2 separate regions of the Mus musculus genome follow, and region 2 is linked to region 1. The links are chromatin loops, found by intact Hi-C in ENCODE. Cell type or tissue: left cerebral cortex. All regions are shown on one strand.

The links. Peaks named below come from ENCODE experiments on the same cell type or tissue, not always from the same donor. Only the 100,000 strongest peaks of a DNase experiment are listed, where the experiment ranks them.
Region 2: it touches region 1 in a loop (2.2-fold over the local background); 4 of 42 quality-filtered maps call a loop at or near these places.

Annotation. Positions count from the first base shown.
Region 1 is chr6:23,837,206-23,845,205 of GRCm38, forward strand. Cadps2 (Ca2+-dependent activator protein for secretion 2) reads right to left here and starts at 2,216. Exons shown (of 30, transcript NM_153163.4): 1 at 1,585-2,216. The coding sequence starts at 1,932. In left cerebral cortex, a CTCF peak has its summit at 3,020; DNase peaks (open chromatin) are centred at 332, 610, 1,389, 1,622 and 3 more places; H3K4me3 peaks cover 3,283 bases; H3K27ac peaks cover 1,949 bases.
Region 2 is chr6:24,346,538-24,354,537 of GRCm38, forward strand. No RefSeq gene overlaps it. Among named protein-coding and RNA genes, the nearest start is that of Iqub, 160 kb to the right of the region's middle. In left cerebral cortex, a CTCF peak has its summit at 4,558 (motif pointing left); DNase peaks (open chromatin) are centred at 1,433, 1,812, 4,005, 4,538 and 2 more places.

The DNA of each region.
Region 1 (8,000 bases):
TAGGAGTGGAATCCCAGGCTCACCATACACCCCAAGAGACTCACCCTTCACCTGAAGGGTTGCAACTTCAGCCATGCCAAGTGGCTCTTACTGGGAAATGCTACCCTGACCCACTTCTCTCCGATAGCAAGAGGAGACTGCCTAGAGCTAGTTAGGTCTCTATCTGCCCACTGTCCTATGAGCTAGAAGGCTGGGCTACCTGAGGAGCTTCTGTGATTAGCCTTCAGTAGTAAAGAAATGTCCCCAAACCACTCAAGAGAATGATCGTTCCAGAATAGCTGCTCAGTTGGCTCTGATTTTGTGAAGTTGGGAAGAACACTTAAGAGCTATCCTCTTGGAAATTTTTATACAGTATCGTTCACCTCAGGCAAACTCACAGTTGTCCACCTCTCCCTAAACTCAAGATGTTGCATTCAGTAGCTACGCACAGCTTTTTTACATGTCGGACTTTAAAAAAAAGATGAAATATTGAACGAACAAACGTGAATAGGACGGTTTTGGTAGGATGCATGATGGGAAACTGCTTCCTCTGGTCTACAGTTTTATTTTAAAAGTCAATTCAAAAGGTTGCCAAATTTCTAAAAGAAAGGTCTCACATGCAGGAGTTACTATTTCAGGACAGTGATGAAGGACTGTATATGTAGGTATGCTCTGGGCAATCCCCACCCGCGCCACAAGCGGAAGGGACTGTTACAGATTTCTTCAGAGCATTTCAGGCTCAGTATTTATTCCACTAAAGGGTTTCCCTGACTATTAAGGGTTTCTATTCTACACATTTACCCAATTAAGGTGATTGAAGTTGTTCCTTTTGTGTATGGTACAGAATATCAGATTTCTGGGGTCCCGTTTTAAAACAACTAAGGGAGACATTTTATCTGACAGAACTTCTGTAAATCTTTAGGGAAGGAGCCATAAGCAAAGCATTAGCTAGTCCTTCACCTGTCATTAACAGTGGACTTCATTAAGCCTGCCATGGCCTAGAATTACTCATAGCCTCTCTGGATGCATAGCTTCCTCGCTGTTTGCATGTCATGCCCTGATTGTTTAGCCACACAGAAAACTTAGCAATATAACTTTGCTTTTAATTCACCAAGAAAATGTCTAGTCCCTTGCCCTAGTGGAGATTTCTCTGTTATGGGAAAGTATCCGTGTTCCACCTGCTTCATCTAGCTACACACTCAGTCTGTCTTAAGGGCAAAGCCCAGCTCATACACCCCACAGCAGCCCAAATTAAAGTTGTTGCGAGTTGTATTCTAACCCTGTCCCAACCTAATCTGCCCAGGTTTAATTACTGCAGGACCTGCAAGGTGGGATCAGCTGATCAGTCCATGTCTTGGGGATGGTGAGGTGCAGCTGCCAGCTCCTGCCAGTTCAGGCCAGCTCTGGTTAGCTCCGGCTGGGGTTAAAGACCTAAGCACTCCAACCTGTCCCAGACACCCCTCAAAGACCTACTAAAATAGTGTCCAGCCCTTCGCAGAAGGACGGCAGCAGGTGCCCTGAACTCTCCCAGGAGAAAGCCCCCGGGGGCGGGAGGATGAGAGGGGTAAGTGGCCGCGGGAGGCTCCCAGTCCCGCCGCCACTCACCTTCTGCTGCCTCCGGGCCATGTCGGTGGGCTGCTTGGCGTTGAATGGGTACGCGATGCACCTCACCACGAAGACGTAGAGCTGCAGGCGGATGCGCCGCTCCTGCTCCTCGTCCAGCTGCAGCTCGGGCTCATTTCGCCCCTCGCTGAGTACCGAGGGGCTCGGGCTCACGGGTCTGGCCGCTCCGCCGCCGCTGCCACCACCGGAGCGTCCCGGCGCGTCCCGCCGCCCTTCCCGAGCCGCGGCCGGCGGCGCTCGCTGGGAGACGCCCGGCGCCACCAACACCTCGCGGCTCTCCTCCTCCAGCCCCTCGTCCGACTCCTCCTCGCTGGAAGACGGGTCGAGCATGGTGCTGGCTGGGACGCCTGGGCTTGGCCCGCGATCCCTGGGGCTTCTCGCCGAGCGCAGCTGTCCCCGCGGGTCCGCGGGAACCTAGGTCGGTGCGCCGCGGCCGCAGAACGAAAGGGAAAGTGGCCCGGGCTTTCCGGACACGTCGAGTTCGGCGCCCGAGTGTTTGCCGCGGCCAGGACGCGGGGCGGGCGAGCGGAGCGGCGGGAGGCGAGAGGCGGAGTTAGCGCGGGGGCGCTCGGGGCGCCCGGGGACCGCGCGCCCAGCCTCGGGCGTCCAGCCCGCGCGCGCGCCCAGCCCCGCCGCCGACCCCCGCCGCCCGCGCAGGTGAGGAACCTGTGGCGCCTCCCGAGCAACACGTGGAACGGAATGTCGAGGAGCGGACGCGGGGACGCGAAGTGCGCGTGCGCGCGCCGCCGCGCCCGCCACCGCCTGGACCGGGCGGCGGGTGTGCCGGGCGCCCCGGAGCGCGCAGTTTGCAGAGGGCGGGTGATGCCGAGCCCAGACGAGCACAGACGACCCCGGGCCACCATGCACCCAGTAGTCCTGCAGGCTTTCTGTAGGGGTGGCGGCGGGATAGGGACGGGGAACAAACACAGTCTCCAAGAGAGAGCTCCGGACAGTGCTGGGACCTGATTTGTGAAACCTGAGTGCTGAAAAGTGGGACCGGCTGCCTTCCCCTCGAAGTATTATTCTTTCTAGGAGACTTGAAAAAAGTCTCTCTCCCTTCGTTGCAGTGGGACACTCTCCAAGAAGTCCAAATTGTAATCGTCACAGCACGGGCATTAAAAGAAAAGTTGGCGCAGCGGCCGGTCCGGTCCGGGGTGGGGTGGGGTCTTTTAAACTGGTAGGTATTCCTGTTGTTTCCGGCAAACCCGCGAGCAAATTAGATTTTACGTTTGAAAAATGAAACTCTGACAAACACAGCTCAGTTGTTTCCTATGTTGAGATAGAACTGACTCAAACAAAACAGGTTGTTTTGGGTGGACAGACATTCAACAAACACCCGAGAGAAGGCCGGTGTCCAGCATTGTTAGCTTATGACAGAGGCACAAGCGAGGGCACACAACACAAAGTCGCTCTCTTTCCTGGCCTCAAGTGGGCGTCTCATAGCGGCACCTGAAGGCTGAATTATCTGCGCCGATTTTCTCGATGCTAGAACTGCCTCGCAGTTTCTTTTGCCATTCTGTAACTTCTGTCCTGAGCTCAGACAGAAGGGGAAATGCACAAAACAGGCATTCAACACATGGAACAGTGTGCGGTGGCATTCCAGCAAGGAGGATGCAGATCTCCAGGGAATTAACAGGACAAATTAAGCACCCACCAGCCCTGAGCTTCTCTGTCCCAGGGCCAAGCCGCAGTTTAAACTTTTCCAGGCCATTTGGTGGTTAGATACACAAAAACACTTTCCTTCTGCATCTACTGATGCTGTCCCTCAATGGAGAAAAAAGAGGGCATTTACTCCTAGGGAGCCTTCTCCATTAGTTAATCCTTGATTTTGGTCCCTTAGTAATAAAAAATGTTTCATGCCTACTAGCTGATGGTCAATGGTAAGGAAAAAATATATATATATGTGTGTGTGTGTGTGTGTGTGTGTGTGTGTGTGTGTGTACATATATTAAAATTGATGTATTTGAAGACTTTTTGCAAAACTCTGTGAGAGTATTTATCCAAAGTGATTATCAAAGTAACCTCCTAAGGCAGATAGGTGACATTATTAACGACACTATTTTTTTTTATATTTTATTTTTGGAGGAGGGAGATTTTCGAGACAGGGTTTCTCTGTATAGCCCTGGCTGTCCTGGAACTCACTCTGTAGACCAGGCTGGCCTTGAACCCAGAAATCTGCCTGCCCCTGCCTCCCAAGTGCTGGGGTTAAAGGCATGCGCCACAACTGCCTGGTTAGGTGGCACTATTCTGATGATTGCCCTTTGTACCAGATTTTGCTCTAAACTCTACAAGCATTACCTCCACTATTTATTTTCAGTTCTACAGTACACATATGGAACCTGAGGCTACAGCACCAGCCCCTGATGGACTCCCCATGGGCTCTCATTTCTAGGAGCAGTCTTTTCTGTTGTAATTTCTCTTGATTGTAAATCAGTACATTAAAATGTAGTGTTGATTAAGCTGGGGATACAATTCTGAAAGGCATAAGAGTGCTGGTTTAATCAGTCGTTCCTTTCTTTACTTTCTTTCCAGAGTATCTTTCAGTTTTATTAGTCACTACTACTATTACTTGGTGTGACAGCTGAGTACTTTCTCTCCATTTGATGCTTATTTTTTTCCTGTGAAAAATTATTAGAACTCGAAGATCCCCAAGCTTTGGAGATCCCACAGAAAAGCATGTAGTAGTCTTTTCTCCAAGAAGATGAAAATAAAAGGCATAATTTAAATATTCAAAAACAAGTCAGAAAGGAAGGAAAAAGAGTAAAAGAACAAATGAAGGCACAGATTTCAGTCCATAAAATATTGTACAGGTAGAATCTATTGATAGGCAGTTATAGCTTAAGATTTATAAGATGAGTAAAATCTGGTGCTAGATTTTTGTGGTGGTTTGAATGAGAATGACCCCCCCCCCCCCGCCATCGGTCCATAAACTTGAATATTTTGTCTCCCGTTGGAACTATTTGAGAAGAATTAGGAAACTTGGCCTTGTTGGAGACAGTGTGAAATTGAGTATGGGCATTAAGGTATCAAAGGCTGATTCCCAACGTAGCTCTCTGTGTCTCCTGCTTATGGATCAGGATGCAAACTCTCAGCTACTGCTCCAGTGCCATGTCTGCTGGCAGCCATGTTTCCCGCCATGATGGCCACGGACTCACCCTCTGAACTGTAAGCCCCTAATAAACTCTTTCTTCTAGAAGTGGCCGTGGTCAGGGTGTCTCTTCACAGCAATAGAAAAATAGCTAAGCCAGCAAAGGAGTTCTATGTTGATGCTTTGATGGCTGTTTTGAAAAACCACAGACGTAGGGTGGACACATTGTCCCTTCCCTGGTTCTTGGGTTCTGTTTGAGAGGCATTCCCTGCTTTCCAGAGAAAGGTCATGAATTGGGCTGCCTGAGTAATTAAATAAATAAGGTTTCTAAAATGGGTAGATATGTAGCTGAAGCAAGCAAGCATATGCCTTGTTTTGTTTTCAGTGTAACTGCTATCACATTACAATTGACAAAAAAACAAACAAAGCTCAGGTAACCAACTCCTGATGGTGGAGCTCTGGGGCAGCTGGCAAACCTGCATGACTGGCCATCTGAACAGACTGTGAGCAGAGGCTCTTAGTGTTTGGAGCCACAATACTGAGGGTCTGAATGAGGCCAAATTATGTTAACGCATCTTAGATTGGTTCCTCCTACTAATATTACACAAACTACCTTGAGTTTCAAGATGTCAGTCACCTTAACTGGCTAAATCATTTGTTTCTGCTGGGCATGGTTGTGAGCTTCCTTCTTCCATACAGTCTGGTGTTGAGCATTACAGCACACTGCCCCTGGACTATGCCGGCTCCATTCTAGACATCTAAGAAATAAGAAAGAGGGAGAGCAGAGGAAGTCCCTGCATGGTGAATACCTGGGTGACCATGTGGTGTTAATGTGGGCACAGTCATGTTAAAGACTAATGTCTCTAATGGCAAAACCCTCCCTGGGAGATGTTAGAGCAGTGGCCAAGTCTTCCATATTCGGAGGCTGATATCATGTACAAAAATAATATCCACTGAAGCTTTTCCACCCATCCCAGGATGTTTATAGCCTGAAGAGTGCTTTCCTACAGACTGGCTTTGCCTCCATGCTAATCTTTCTGTATACTATAAACCCTGCCTCCCTGTTCAGCTGTATCCCATTCACTGGGATGCAATACACACACTGAGCTTCCGGGGAACCACAGCTTCTCCCATCAGAGAGCCTGTAAGTTAGAACCAAGGATTTCTCCGAGTCTCTGTGTTTGTCTTTTCTTCACTCTCACCCCTTGTCACATCTCCAAGAACCAAGCCATGCAAGGGCTTCAGTGACAAAGTATTTGCCTAACATATATAAAGACTGGGGTTTGATCTCTAGGAGAGTATTAAGTCAGACATACTAGTACATGACTGTAATTCCAGCACTCAAATGGAGGCACACAACTTCAAGATCACACTTGGGTACATAGGGAGTTTGACACCAACCAACATGGGCTACATGAAACCTTGTCTGCATGAATAAATGCATAAATATGTTATTTTTATTTTTTTAAAAAAGAATCAATCTCAAGTAATCTAGCAATACTAAAATTAGAAACAGGCCACCAAGAGAAGATTACTAAAAAAGTCTGGGAGAGATGAGTGCTCAAATCCCATAGAGGAGGAAGGAAGCTTCTGAGAGAAGGGAAACTGATCATCACATTAAGTAAAATAAGATAAGACACCCCCCCCAGACACACACCCCCAAAAAACAAATAACACATGTTTTCTCTAGTGTGTAGATTTGAGGCTGTGCTAGCAAAAATTACTTGAAAACTATGTGAGAAAAGAAACAGAGCCGGTGTGAGGGAAATAATGAGGCAGATAAAGTAAGGGGAAGTGAGTTACATAAAAGCTTATGACATATATGTAAGATAATATCATGATGAGAACCATTGGTATGGACAAGGAATATACACTAATTGAACTTGCAAAAGAAGGCCATGGAGAAATCGATGGACTACCTAGGAGTTAACTTAACTTAACTCAGGAAAAGGAGAACCAAGAACAGAGTACTCATCCCAGAAAAGAGTAACATCCGTAGGAGATACTGAGGGAAACTGGAGAACAATCAACACTTTGGTTACATACCAGAAAGATCATAGACACAGTTACAAATGTAAACTCTTAAGTCCAGCTAGGGAAATCACCAGCACATGCATGGTAGCTGAAGTTGCAAGTGTGAATGATAAGTTCCAGCAGGACTGAGTTCAGGATGAATTGAGGGCTGAAGATGTGAGCCTTCTTGGCTGTTCTCTACTTAAGGGATAGTTTGAAGACAAGGTACCCAAAACTAATATCGATTCACTATTAGTTAGTTTTATGCTAATAATTTTAATTAAAATTTTCTATTTGTAACTTGTAATTGAGTTCTTGCCATATTCCCTTTAACATATTACCTTTTCAGGTCACTGTTACGCTATTTGATGCTCTGAATAATTGATTATAGGATGCACAACATAAAACTATGATTGGTTTGGACCACTTCACACATGCCATATACTCGAGGTTATTCAGTGATTTATTTTTACTTTGGTAAAGGTGGGCATAAAAACAAATTGAAGTTATACAGCTTTTTAATGAAACACCTCGAATGCTAAGGAAAGATGGATGAACAGTAATGAAACATAAAATGTGTTTTGGCAATGGTATTTAAACAGGTGTGTGATCTGAGTACCTGTATGTGGGCAGTTCTGTGTTGAACTGATGGGTGCTTTTGACATAAACGGAAAGTCTTAACTCTTTCAGTCATAAATGAAACCTACTATTCTGAAGACAATAAATTTAGCGTCTAAGAACATACATATAAAACAAGAGAACAGAACAAAATAATTATGTTATCTGTGGTGATAGAGAAAAATTACCAAAATATTCTTAAGCAATTTGGAAGCGGATGTTTTATTATGTTATTTCATGTAACTGGAGTTAAAATTACTTTGCAGCAAAAGTGATATTTTTCATGTTGAATAGGAGATCATCTGTTTTGTAATATTTATAAGAAAACTGCCAAAGTACAACCCAACTAGTAAAGAGCACACACTTACAAACATAAAATAAAAATTATCAATATTTTTGAAAGTTTGAGATGACTACTTATAACGCTATAATCCCCGTGAAAGATTTATTTCAATCTTAATACTTTTTCTTCTCTTCGGTTAGATTTTGAGTACACTAGCAAGATTTTGCTAAAAGGACCCAGATATAGCTGTCTCTTGTGAGACTATGCCGGGGCCTAGCAAACACAGAAGTGGATGCTCACAGTCAGCTATTGGATGGATCACACGGCCCCCAATGGAGGAGCTAGAGAAAGTACCCAAGGAGCTGAAGGGGTCTGCAACCCTATAGGTGGAACAAC
Region 2 (8,000 bases), 510 kb after region 1:
TGAAGGCAAAAAGCATGTAGCTATCAGAGCTGCTCACCTGCGGCGGCCCGGGAAGCACAGAGAAACAAAGAAAGGACTAAGAGAGTGTAGGGCCACTCCAGTGATTCACTCCTCTAAGACACAGAGAAAACAGCCATGAAACTGTAAATCAATGCAATTATCTGTTTGTTACCAGAGGTCTTGGGATTCAACCTTTTGATTATTGGATCCAACAGCTAAAGAAGACATTTTTTTGTTACTGGGGACTAGACCTTGGAAAGAGTCACCAAGGTTAATACATGAAAAACAGCTAGTAGGCAGAAAGGTTATAAACAGCTCCCCTACCTAGGCTCCTTTGGGGGAACTGAGCATGTGCAAGCAAAGTCCTTGCCATATACAAATGGGCAGAGGTGGTGCTATCTAAGTGGAAACAGCACTAAGTGGTTCATATCAAAGTGGATCAAAATAGTATGGGCTCCAGGCTCTGATCACAAACCTGTCTCCATTTCCAGCCTGGGAGTGTTTCTCCTTAATAATAAGCAGGCTCCTTTTCTGTACTATTCACTCCGAGACTTAGGAAGCCAAGCGTTATATAGCAGGTGACCTGTGAACTCAGATCTGTATCATTGTCTTTAAAACCCGAGTCTCCAGTTTTGATTCATCAAGTGGCCTTCCAACATTGATCTGTCTTTGTAAAAATAATTTACTATACTATACATTATTTGCTTGCCTGTTAACATGGGCTTCTAATTGGCTTCTTGGCCATTGTTGTTAGAAATTAACCATTTTAAAATGTAAAATCTTTAATACTTGGACAAACTGAAAAACATACGACTTTTTGAATGTGTAAAAGAAAAGATTTGGTGATCAGAATCCAAAATGCTCTCCCTCTCCTTATCTCCTCCCACCCCCGCCATCTCTCTCTCTCTCTCTCTCTCCCTTTCTGTCTCTCTCTCCCTCTCTGTCTCTCTCTCCCCCTCTGTCTTTCTCTATCTTCCTTTCTCCTTCCTTCCCTCCCTCTCTCCTCCCCTCTCTCCTCCTTTCCATCCTATGTCCCTCCCTCTTTCCCTCCCTCTCTCCCCTCTCCCCTCCTTCTCAACCTTAGTTCTCCCTCCCCCTTGCCTTCCCTCCTCTGACTTCTAGCCATTTCCCAGTTACTTCAGCATTTTAACTTTCAAAATAAAACATGTTGACTTCCATCTCTTCCACCTACATATTTAGAATTAATTTATACTGTCCTAGATTCATGTTAGAAAGGATAAATAGCTCACATGTTTACATGAATGTTTTAAGAGAGTAAATTTGTGGTCCACTTAACTTGACTCAAAGGCAGCATTCTAGAGAGGAAAATGAACAACAGTCAACCAGTAAGGCAGAGAGCACCTCCCACAACCCCTGTGTCTGCAATAACAAGGATTCTGTAAAATGAAGAGATGTCAGCTTCCACAGCACAAACAGGGATTATATCTGGGGCACAAAGCCAGATTCCTCCTGGGGAGACAGAACGCGCTTAATCTGTAACCCCTTTACACATAACTCCGAAAACCTATGGCCAGTCATCTTTTAAAAAATTAAGGAATTTGAAGCCACATGATATTTTAATGGTTAGCTAAGCCAATTGCTTAACATTTCTCAGGAGAAAAGGCTTTGTCAGAGGCTTCAGGGTCTGCCTTGGTCGGAAAAACAAAATGAGAACAACTTGAGGTTAAAGGTCTTAGCTTTGATTCACAATTCTAGAGTCAGGCCGGAGGAGGTCAAAGAACTCTAGGCTGGGGAGGCGGTGTTTACAGCTAGCAAATGGAAATGAGATGGAAAAGTGCTGTTGAGAGCACTGGTTCCTGTTGAGCCCCGACCTCATTTGAGTCAGTTGGCTGCCCGCGCTACTTCCGCTACTTCCGGGAGCTCGCTAGCATTAATCAGCGGGGAGACACAGCTGTCTGGAGACACAGCTGTCTGATGTAAAAGCACCCTTCCGCCCTGAAGCATTTATAGTTGCAGTACATGCTAAGCCAGGTTAGCAGTCCTCAGGGAAGGACTCCTCTGCCCAAATGCAAATTAATCCAGCAGCTTCTATCACTCTGTCTCCTAGGAGTAATCTAGAACTATGCAACTGTCTGTCCAGGGCTTTCTATAGGCCCGCCTTCCTTCCTACAATAATGTTTACAAAGGCATGACGCTCCTTCCGTTCATACTCATGATTCCATCCCTTCGAAGCACTTTAACCACATTTAAATAATGGACTTAAGTAAGCATAATTGACCTTAAATTAGCTGCTGTTGTCGTCAAATTGTCAGCATTGTCCCCAGTCTTTCTAAGAAGTCAATATATTGAGTTTCCCTGCTGTTTGCGGGTCATGCATCTAGCTGTTAGGGGTAGAGGGAAAGACATCACAACACTGTCTACGCTGTTGAGCAACAAATTCCAACAGCTGGAAAAAATGTGGAAATGCACTAAGCCATCCCAATTGACAAGACTAAAAAAATAAAATCTCCCACAAGAAAGAGCTGAGAAACAAGCTAACAAGGACCCTTTCTTTACCCTTAGAGATTTATTTTTAAGTTATTTGTTTTTGTTTTGTTTTGTTTGTTGTTTGTTTAAAAAAGGCTTCTGGAGAATCGCTATCTTGTGGCAAAATTTGAACAAGCATTTCTTCGTTTTAATATCTTACTCAAAGAATCTTCTCCATACCAGGTAAATATTTGGTGAAAAATGGCTTCTGTGCGTGTGCAAATGGAGTTGATAACAGTCTTCCAAAGTGCCTTTTGATACCTTTAGAATAAACGAAATATAGGTTATCATTTAAACGGCACTAAAGATTGTAATTTTATTTGGGAAATGGGTTCGTTTCTTACCCTTTCCTTCTACAAATAAGATTTAATTAGCCCACTCCATTCATCAAAAATAAAGTAGAGCATGGGAGAACAAGCAGAGGGCAAGTTGTTTGCTGGGACGACTCAGTGCACACGTTCTGTGATGGGTAACCGTAAAACTTTAAAGTACAACCCTTTTTTTGTATGTGTGTTTGTACTAGGGTAAACTAATGTCTGAGTCAAATTGGTGTCAAATGTATTGAAGTCAGTAGGAGTTAAGGAGTAATTTCCTTACTGGTTAACTACGCGCCACCTTAGCATCTCCATATGTTAACAATGCATTGTCAGCAGCATGGGAGACCTTCTTGTAAGAACCCCTGGCTAGGTGCAAGCTACTCTTTCTTGCCTCTTTAGGACAGAATTGTCTGTCGAAGCTGCTTCATCCGATTGATTGGTAGCTGTGGCCTTTAAGTTTGGAAATGTTTTGAATATCCTCTTCTTCCTCAGTGGTTGTAATTGTAAATTTTAGGAACACAGGAGAACTGAGTGAATGTCAACGTAATAGACAAAGGACCCATGGGAGAATCCAACAAGGACTGCTTTGGGAACTTTGTGGAGAGGATGATAGTGGAGCTCATTCCTAAGGAATGGGTTCTTCTGTAAAGAACAGAATCGAGAAAAAAAAAAAAAAAGAATGGAGGAAGGGACTCGCAAGAATAGGAAATGTCTGGGCATAGTCGGAATTATAAGGGGATATTATTATTAATATTATTATTATTATTAGCAGGTTTATTGTATTGGGAAGCTGCTCTCAGGCCAGAAAGAGTTTACTGGCCCCAAGGACCAAGGTTAGGGAAGTGAGCATGGGGAAAGGGGGTGTGGGGTAGAGAAGGGAGAAAGAGAAAGGGCACACATGCAGAGGTAGAAGAGAAGGGGAGAGTCTTTCTTAATAACACTGTTTGGAAGCAGCTCAAGATGTGTCACTAAAGAGAGTATTGTATTTGAAACTCACATCGATGTTAAAAGACATTTTGATCACCTTTCATCCATATCTGAAAGCATTGTTGAAAATAAATAAATAAAAGAGGAATAAAGAAGAAAATAACCACAAACAGGAAGTCATTCGGCTCCAGAAATGTGTGTGGAGCTTTGGGGATGAGCCTTCTGGGTTCCCCGGTGGTGAGAGCCACCACAGTCCCTGGACATGCTCGGGAGAAAGTGTGGGAAGGTCTTTGGCTGCCTTCATCCTCTGAAATGGAGCTGATAACTCTCTGAAATGCGGTAATAATGGCAAATTAGTCTGTCTTGTTCCAAGTGATTTCAATATTATTTGGAGAGTTTTCAAATGCTTTTGAATTAAGAGAATGATTGCTACCCTGAATTTTAGGAGCTTTCAGAAAACTTGAAATACTTGTATTATTTTATAGCTGAAGTACTTTAAATCTTCCAGAATGTTATTTTATAAATGCTTGTATATATCAAAGTCTAAGTAAATGCTTAAACGGCGTTAGAGCCTCGATTTCTTCATTTTAGAAGGAATCAATGCGGACTACATATATAAATCATATATATTTTAAATGTCTAATAGCAGCGAATTATTATTGCATATTAGATTGTTATAATTAAATCTTATGGGGGGAACAATCCTTACAGCGTATGAATGTCACCATATGGAGAACTAAGTCTCAGCGCTGATCCCATTATAACTGGCTAGGTAGTGAGAGGGGAGGCTAAGCTATGCACAGTGCCTCAATCCTGACCTCTAGAGGCTGTTCTGAAAAACTGCAGAAGGCTACACCGTCGCAACAGCTGGGACTGTATTGTATAAAATCTCTCTATATGCACTAACCTGTCCCAGGTCACAGCAAGCACACAAGGGAATTATCTTATTGTAAACAAGATATTATTCTAGAAAGGAGAATTCCAAGCAGTTTTCATTATAATACAATCCTTAATTCCAGATGACTGGAATTTCTAACCTACTCAATTAGTATTTTATATGTTCCAGGCTCTAGAAGGAATGACAATTCATCATTTTCTTATTTCATCTTTGATGATAATTGGAAAGACCCTAAATTTTCCTTAATCTAACATGCAGGACTCATATCGAAATCTTCTCCCATTTTCACGTGTCCAATACAAGCCCTTTCTTGGAGAGCGCCGATTGACTTTAAAGATTGTGTACCACTGAGGGACATGATTGACTCGTGGTACTTCATGAAATTTCTCACCTTTAGATCCATAACATGGCAAAACACCAGCCTATAAATTGTAGCTAATTAAGTCAGTTTGCTCACCAACTAATTACTGGGATTTAATGAACATGAAGAAGTGTTACTCAGATCTTAGAGATCGTCCTTACAGTTGTGTCTCACGGACACCTGTGCGTATAGCCTGAAGATAACCTGCGTGCCACATTCTCTGTGCACAGGCTCTATGACTGTGACCCATCATATAAGGTCATGCTTCAGATGTCCCCGTTCTGTCTCATCAGCACCGAGCACACTTCAGACTCTAGAGTACTTCAGATTTCAGATGAACGATGGTCAACCTATATGGCTTACATGTTTTATTTTCAAGACGTCATCATTGACTTACCGGCACAGACACTTAATATAAGCCACTTTCCTTTTATCGCTTATGTTTAAAATATTTATTTACTTGTAAAAGTATTTCTGTCGTTTTATCTTTTTAAACTTGCTAATAAAGTTGTAAAAATAGTAAAGAGTTGTAAAATATTTTATAAAAAAGACTGTAATGTAAAGTGAATAAGTAAAAAGAATTAAATTTAATTTTAAAAGCTAAAAAAAAAACATGAAAACTAACATTAGTTATAAGGGATAGAGAAATGACTGAGCAGGTAAAGACTCAGCCAAGTGTGACAACATGAGTTTAATCCTGGGACCCACATAACAGAAGGAGAGAATCAACTCTCTCCCTTCTATCATCCTTTACCTCCACAAGCAGTGTGCCCTGCATGTGTGCCAACAACACACAATACTTAGATATATGTATCTTAAAGTCTCCACTGTTTAAAAGCAGACTCTATCACCAGTTAGGAGTGTAAGCCTGCAGACATGTCTGGATTGCTTACACTAGATTAGCCTCTGGGCATGCAAAAGAGAGTTTATCTTGCTGGATTAATTTAGGTGGGAAGACAAAAACCACACCTTTGATGGGGGCTCAATATTGCACAAACAAATGAAAGTTAAGGTGAGCAGCAGCAATGTTTCCTGCTTCCAGACTGTAGATTCAAAGTGACCAGTTGCTTCAAGCTCTTGCTACCAGGGCTTCCCCATCATAGTGGACTATCCCTAAATGTGTGCACCAAAACAGATTCTCCCTTCATCTGCTTTTGCCTAGGTAATTTATCACAGCCACAGAACTGAGACAAGGAATTTGAGTCTTCACAGCTGAAAATCAGGGATCTGGCTTATCTTACAGTTTCATCAAAGTCTGCTCTACTTTGTAAGACATTAGGTTTGGGGAAATAAAATCAAATAAATTTACTTAGAATGTTTATCACTTGCAGAGGGTGGCAAGAAATGTTTTCTAAATAGCAAAAGGAATTTCAAAAATATTTTAAATTATCTAAAATATTTCCCCCCAAAATACTGCTAAATTCATGTATTTTGTGTGTTTTCTACATTGAAGACACACACAAAAATTGCATGAAAGCACAGAATTAATTAAAATTTATACTTATAAGAGGTATACAAGTGTGAAATTCATGGTGTCTTAGCTTTTAATAGCTGAATAGTATTCCACTGTACACAAATTTCATTATTCATTGTATCATATTTTCTTTATTCATTCTCCAATTGACAGAAATCTAGTGTCATAGTTAGGGCTTTATTGCTGTGAACAGACACCATGACTAAAGCATCTCTTATAAAGACAACATTTAACTGGGGCTGGCTTACAGGTTCAGAGGTTCAGTCCATTATCATCAAGGCGGGAGCATGGCAGCATCCAGGCAGGCATGGTGCAAGCAGAGCTCAGAGTTCTACATCTTCATCTAAAGGCTTCTAGTGGAAGACTGACTTCCAGGCAGCGAGGATGAGGGTCTTAAGCCCACACCTACAGTGACACACCTACTCCAACAAAGCCACCCCGCCCCAACAGTGCCACACCTTCTAGCAGTGCCACTCCCTGGGTTGAGTTTATGCAAACATCACATCTAGGTTGTTTCCAGTTTCTGGGTATTACGAATAAAGCTGCTATAAACACAGTAAATGTCTTTGTCGAATGTTGGAGCATCTTTTGGGTAAATGCCCAGGAGTGATATAGTCAGAAACTGGAAATAACCTAGATGTCCTTCAACTAAAAATAGATAAATAAAATGTGGTCCAACCACACAGTGGAATACTATTCAGCTATTAAAAAAACAAAAACAAAAACAAAGACATCAGGTATTTTGCAGGCAAATGGATGGAACTTGAGAATATCATCCTGAGTGGGTAACCCAGACCCAAAAGCATGCATGGTATGTATAAGTGAATATCAGCCATAAACTACAGGTACCATGTTACACTCCACAAACCCAAAGAAGCTAAACAAGTAGGAAGGCCTGAGAGAGGAAGCTTGAATCTCACATAGAAGGGAGAATAAAATAATCATAAGAGGCAGATGGAGAGAGGAAACTGGGAGAGAGAGGGATAGGGAGGGGAAAGTGGGATTCAGGATCAGATGTAGGGGAGGACAGGAGAGATGGCCAGATGGTCATGAAAATGAATGGAAATCTGCAACTGATGGGGGTGAGGAGGTAGGGGGCACTTCCAGGATGAGACAGAGACTTGGGATAGGAGAGGTGCCCAAGAATCAATTGGGGTGACCTTAGCTGTGACTCACTACATTGGGGATATGGAACCTGAATAGGCCACCTCCTGTTGCCAGGCAGGAACCCCAGTGGAGTGATAGAGACAACAACCCATCCACAAAACTTTCAATTTATCCTGTCTATAAGAAATGCAAGCACCAAATGCGACCACACAAACTGGATCCCGGATAAAGGTCATATCACAGACTCCAGATGAGCACAGGACAAGTTGGAGAAGAGCTCTACTTGTCATAATAACATCTTGTATTTACTGCAAAGAAAATAGCACACCTAGGCCAAAATAGCAAAGACTGACAAAGCATACTGTGAGACATATTTATAAATGTGTTTCTTAGTTAGTGAAGATACAGCCTGCCTGTATATAATTAAAA